2 separate regions of the Homo sapiens genome follow, and region 1 is linked to region 2. A link is a loop called in an ENCODE intact Hi-C map of the cell type or tissue named here. Cell type or tissue: heart left ventricle. All regions are shown on one strand. Each heading gives the region's core, and the rest is flanking DNA. Links, peaks and the distances in the headings are about the cores only. Region 1 overlaps SLC38A9 (solute carrier family 38 member 9). Region 2 has its middle 43 kb from the start of PLPP1.

Region 1 (2,922 bases), core at 112-2,611, 56 kb after region 2:
CTCAGTCCCATTCTCCCGAAGCTATCTTAGAAACTAGAATCCCTCTTCCCCAAAGTGGAACATGGAAACCTTTTCCCTCAAGCTGGCCGTAAAACCTAAAAATATCACTCCAATTTCCCACTATTTCTGTGTAAAAACTAGCCATAAAGAAATGATCTGACCTGTCTTGTTTGACTGCAGGTCATAAGACTCCCATTCCAGAGAGGGTCCTGCCCCAGACGCAGATGAAAAAAACACATGCTCAGAGAGGCTAAGAATCTAGACAGAGGGGCCTTGCTGGAGTTCCCCACTCAGTCTATTAGCATTAGACATGGCTGTTCACATAAACATAACCATAAAAAAGGACAATTTCCCCTGTATCTTTGGGTCTTCTTTCTAAAGGCTCCCATGTAACATAAAACCACATTCAAATACATTTATATGCCTTTTCTCCTTTTTTTTTTTCTTTTGGAGTCAGGGTCTCACTGTATCACCCAGAGCAGTGGCGTGATCTCAGCTCACTGCAGCCTCGATCTCCCGGGCTCAAACGATCCTCCTCCTCCCACCTCAGCCTCCTGAGTAACTGGGACTACAAGCATGCCCACTATGCTCGGCTGATTTTTTAAAATTTTGTAGAGATGGAGTTTCAGTATGTTGCCCAGGCTGGTCTTGAACTCCTGGGCTCAAGCGATCCACACACCTTGGCCTCCAAAAGTGCTAGGATTACAGGCATGAGCCACTGAGCCGGGCCCTTTTTGCCTATTAATCTGCCTCTTGTCGGTCATTTTCAACAAAACTTCAGAGGGCAAAGGGGAAGTTTTCCCTTGGCCCTGATAGTTTCAATGACCAATAATTAAAAGTGTTGCTTCTCATTAGCTACACATTGCCAACATAGGTACTATACACTATAAACTTCTTGACAATATGTAAATCAATAGCAATTAAATAATAAGATAAATATAAATGGTATCGGAGCTAATTAACTATACTGGAAGGAATGAACTTTAAATCATTCTAGACAAGGGAGTGGCTTCTATTTTTAAAGCTCTTCAGGGAAGAGGACACCAATGATCTATCTTTAGTCACCACTTGCATTAGGCATTTTTATAGCAAAAGGATCAGTCACACTTTAAACTGACCTGCTTGCACAGTCATTTGTTGCTTGGCACATCCTGCTGGTCAAGAGAAGAGCCCTTACCTAGGATAAATGTCACCGAAGATATGGCCCAAAAGCTGGACACGAGCCAGGTAGCCTAAGAGTGGGTATACAGTCATCATCTGGAACAGCAGGAATATCCTTGCAATGAAGGACAGGGTGTCACTGCTAGGGAAGTTGTCTAAAAAATTCTAATCCAAGAAAGATAATGAGGTCATGTTAAAAATCAAATTCAGTACACACATTCATAAAATGGAATGTCTTCTGCTTATTTTGAACACAGGTGCTACTCCGATTGTGGTTTGTGGACTAGTGCCCATCCACAACTACTTGTTAAGTATTTTTTCAATGAGGTAAGTATAGAAACCGAAAGTGTTCAGAAACTTTTACAGGAATCTGACATTGCCACAATTTTATTCTATTTTACAAAAGTATCAGCCTGCAATTTATTTAACATTAAAGCAACAGCAAAGACAATTTTGTCCTTCACCACAGATAGATCGAGAAAGCATTGCTTTATGTGGTTCAAGGAAAATACCAGTCCACTTTAAAGATGTAAAGAGCTAATTTAATTCAGTGTTATTTTACCCTCTCTGGCTCTGCTGCTTTCCTCCTCTGAAGCACTGTAAGCACTTTTGAAGTAAAGATGACAGAATAAGGTGAGAGTATGTCTATCACCTACTACATCATTGTTTAGTCTATCACTAAATTTAAAAGGATTTATCTCTACTTCCTTTCATGACCCTTTTCTCCATTTTGGTTTGGTATCTTAAAAAAAAGTTAATTACTTAGAATTTTTATCTTTTCTTTCAAATACAAATACCACAAATATTCCTATTCCCAAGGGAGTAGGCTTTGTATGAGTTTGTTCATATCAGGGAAATTGCCAGCAAACATTTGGCTGCCAAAGAACTTCTGGAGTCAAGGAAATCAAGAAAATAAGAACATTTCCAAGCTGCCATAATAGCAGTAATTCAAACTTATTTCTCTTATAAAGATGAGAACACTATTAACATTATTTTGCTGAAATAACCATTATAATTCAGCTGTAATAAATCACATTAGTATATTCCATTGTACTCTATAAGAGGAATTTCTTCTGACCAGAAAGTCACTTGTGAAATGTTGTTTTTTGTGAGAAACTCTTCAGTCACTTATAACTAAAGACTATACTATTGCTAAGTTTTTGATGGGTTAAATCAAAGAAAATATTAGTTATGGCAATCTTTTATTAAAATATTTTTTTCTTTTACTCTGTCTCTCTTTTTTTTTTTTTTTAACCCTCTGGTGACTCATAGGACATCTCTCTCTCTTTTTTTAACAGCCAAATACTCTTTTTTTGTTTTGCTGCCTGTCACTCAATATAAGAATGAGAGTCTGATTAATCATTAGAGTCTGATAAACAAAGACTCTAGTTTATCCAGGGCATTCCTGATACAGGCTTTTAAAAATAGGGAGTTCCTTCAATGTATTCTCTGTGGTTTTATAACTACATGAGAACTACTTGTACCAGTTCCCCACAAAAAGAGAAATATATGTACATAATAGTAGACATTTATTTGAGTACCACAAGGTGCCTGGCATGTAGTACATTATCTCAGAGTCCATCTAAAAATCAAATGGGGGTACTTATTATACTATTTAATGGAAAAGAAAAATAAAGCTCAGAAAGAAAAGGGAAGGTGCCTAAATTCCCATACTTGGAGTAGATAGCAGAGATGGTATTAAAACCCAGGCCTATCTGATGTTATATCTTGCCACTGTATCACCCTACCTACTATAAATAC
Region 2 (2,922 bases), core at 142-2,641:
GGGCTCCAAATTATCAAAAGAGCTCCTTTTGGTCCAAATCATCTTGATATGTACCTAGAATCTCCACTTCAGCTTGTGTTTGGACACAGCTCAGCAAACAAATCTTTCATCATCATTAGGAATATCAAGATGAAGTGATATTTCAAAGAACTTAGCTGGTTCCATAGATAAGAAACTTTTACAGAAGTACATGTCAAACAGATCTTGCCCAACGGCTGAAGTAACAGATGAAATCCAACTGGTTTCCACAGAGTCTTATCTTTTCTTTCTGTGTGTTTGTTCTTATGCAAGTTCTGGGGCATTTATTTGGTTTTGAATATCTTCCTGCTGTGTGACTGTGGTTGAAATAATGAGTTGCTTGAATCACTTGCCTATTTTCTCTCTCATTTTTTTTTTTTTTTAAAGAGATGGGGTCCCACTATGTTGCTCAGGCTGATCTTGAACTCCTGAGCTCAAGTGATCCTCCCACTTGGGCCTCCCGAAGTCACTTGCCCATTCTCTAAGAGTATCCCATTATTGAAGACATTTCTGAACTAATTGATTTGCCTATATCAGGTTTACTGGCTTAAGAAGTGATTGAGAAGAGTAATAAAAACACAAGTCGGGTTTTTATTGCCAAAACAAAAACAGAAAATTATCCTGAGACTTCATTACTCATTTCTATTGTGGCAGATGCTGATGTTGCATCTGCCTGTTCTTGGAACATTTCTCTCACCACTCAAACTATACTTCCATTAGAAGACTGAAGAGGGAAGAAATAGAGAAAAACTTTTTCTATGGTGGCTTCATATCATAGTTCAATCTCACTTGATAGGTCAACTGCAAATTTATGATAAATCATGATATATGATGCCACATGATTCTACCATTGAAATATATTCAATCTCTCAGATAAAAGATGGTTGTTACAAAGGGGTAAAAAAAAGAAACCCTTTACTGGGTTTATTGAATTGGCAACTTGCTTTAAACCCTAAACAGTGGCAGTACTATTATTGTGCTCTGAACAGAGTGGGTGTTCCACAAATTCTTATTAATTATCTGTGATAAGAAGTCACAGGAAAAGAAAACAATCTACACATGGAACTATCCCAGTTAGAATTTGACAAAGACATTTGGCTTTTTAAAAAACCAACCCTCTTTTTGAAAATGTTTCTATTATTGCTTTTATTTTAATTAAAAATCTTTTGTTTGTACAGCCACAGCTATGAATATATCTCAGGGCTTTCCAAAATACCTTACAACTGTGGCATGAGGTCAAACCACTGAAAAAGACAATGGAGTGGATTGATGAACAGAGGAGAAAATTGCCTGCATGTCTGGACTTCTTCCTTTCAGGCTCCCACGAGCTCCGCCGAGAAGAGGCTGCCAATAGTGTATAAAGGTCTGCCCTTGGCTGCAAATAACTATGCTATTCTGAGGACGAGGCCACTATAAGGCAATGAAGCCAGTGTATTTGTGAGTTGAACTCAGAACTTCAGATTCCTACAAGGAGGTTTCTAGTGGATCATGCTAAGTCAGAATGAAATCAGAATTAGATCAATGCTTTTCTAAAGGTGCATGTACTGAGAGTGCACAGAAAGCCAGAATTCACGATGCCAGTCTCTGGTCTGAACCCCATACAGGCAGGTTAGTTTGGCCCTGATCCCAGCATGCACATTTCTCTCTGCACTTCTAGTCAGCTGTGTGACCAGCGACAGTTGTTAGGATGGGTGGAAAGTAGGCAGAAATCTGTGTATACCCATCACTCTTGGAAAACCAGTCATAAGCCTGACAGATGTTTTTATAGACAGAAGGCAGAATATTAACTAGTGATCAGAAAATTAAGGCAATTTTGTCTCAAATTGTCTTTCTTCTGCCATTGTGATCATAGTATCCTGGGCCATGCCAGGATATAAAGTTGGTTGGGGCTATTGTTGTGGTTGCTTATCAGGAGGAAATCGTTTTCTAAATCAGCATGTTTCCTATGTTCCCATTTTTGCTAATGGTACCACCACTTTCCTGTTATCCAGCCTTGAAACCTCAGAGACTCACCCTAAACTCTTCTATCATCCACCACATATAATTAGCCAGTACAGTCAACTTATTACTTTTTTCCCTCACAATATCTCTTGTACCTGTACCTGTCCATTTTCATTTCTACTGCAATTCTCTCACGGCTAATACAGCAATGGCCTTTTAGCACTCCAGTTATTTCCCTCCGAAAATTCATCTGCCTAACTCCATTCATCATGTCATTCCTTTGCTCAAAAGCTTTCAGCAGGGCTGGATGTGGTGGCTCACGTCTGTAATCCCAGCACTTTGGGAGGCCGAGGTGGGTGGATCCCTTGAGGTCAGGAGTTCGAGACCAGCCTGGCCAAAATGGTGAAACCCCGTCTCTGCTAAAAATACAAAAATTAGCCAGGTGTAGTGGCACACGCCTGTAATCCCAGCTATTTGGTAGGCTGAGGCAGGAAAATCGCTTGAACCCAGGAGGCGGAGGTTGCAGTGAGCAGAGATCATGCCAACGCACTCCAGCCTGGGTGACAGAGCAAGACTCTGTCAAAAAAAAAAAAAAAAAAAAAAGCTTTCAGTGGCATGTTCCTGTATGCTATCAGATAAAGGTCTAAATTCAGCCAAGCATCCACAAGCTATGAAAATCCAGCCTGGAGTTGCACTTCCCATCTTATCTCCCTGGGAAGATAGGGAAGATCTCTATCTTCCCAAATTAGTCTGTCTACTGACCCTAAAATATTTGACTAATTCCTACTCTCCTTTGCCTTTCCAAGGCTGTGGCCCCTGCCTGGGATGCTCTCCTTTGCCAGTACTTAGTCATGCACCCTGGTGTTCTTAGGTCACTTCTCTGTATATAGCTCTTGCCTCCCCAGCTAAATATCCTACTCTGTACTGGCTGGTTCTGCAATCTGTGTTTTTAGCTTCAAATAA

Evidence for each region. Peaks named below come from ENCODE experiments on the same cell type or tissue, not always from the same donor. Only the 100,000 strongest peaks of a DNase experiment are listed, where the experiment ranks them.
Region 1: a loop joins it to region 2, with 7 times the contacts of the local background. A loop is called at or near these places in 1 of 110 quality-filtered maps.

Annotation. Positions count from the first base shown.
Region 1 is chr5:55,632,577-55,635,498 of GRCh38, forward strand. It overlaps SLC38A9 (solute carrier family 38 member 9), which reads right to left. Exons shown (of 16, transcript NM_173514.4): 14 at 1,178-1,326. Among named protein-coding and RNA genes, the nearest start is that of SLC38A9, 78 kb to the right of the region's middle. In heart left ventricle, for the core only: no CTCF peak of the experiment used is centred there; a DNase peak (open chromatin) is centred at 1,205; H3K4me3 peaks cover 724 bases; H3K27ac peaks cover 2,500 bases.
Region 2 is chr5:55,576,216-55,579,137 of GRCh38, forward strand. No RefSeq gene overlaps it. Among named protein-coding and RNA genes, the nearest start is that of PLPP1, 43 kb to the left of the region's middle. In heart left ventricle, for the core only: no CTCF peak of the experiment used is centred there; a DNase peak (open chromatin) is centred at 1,350; H3K27ac peaks cover 2,500 bases.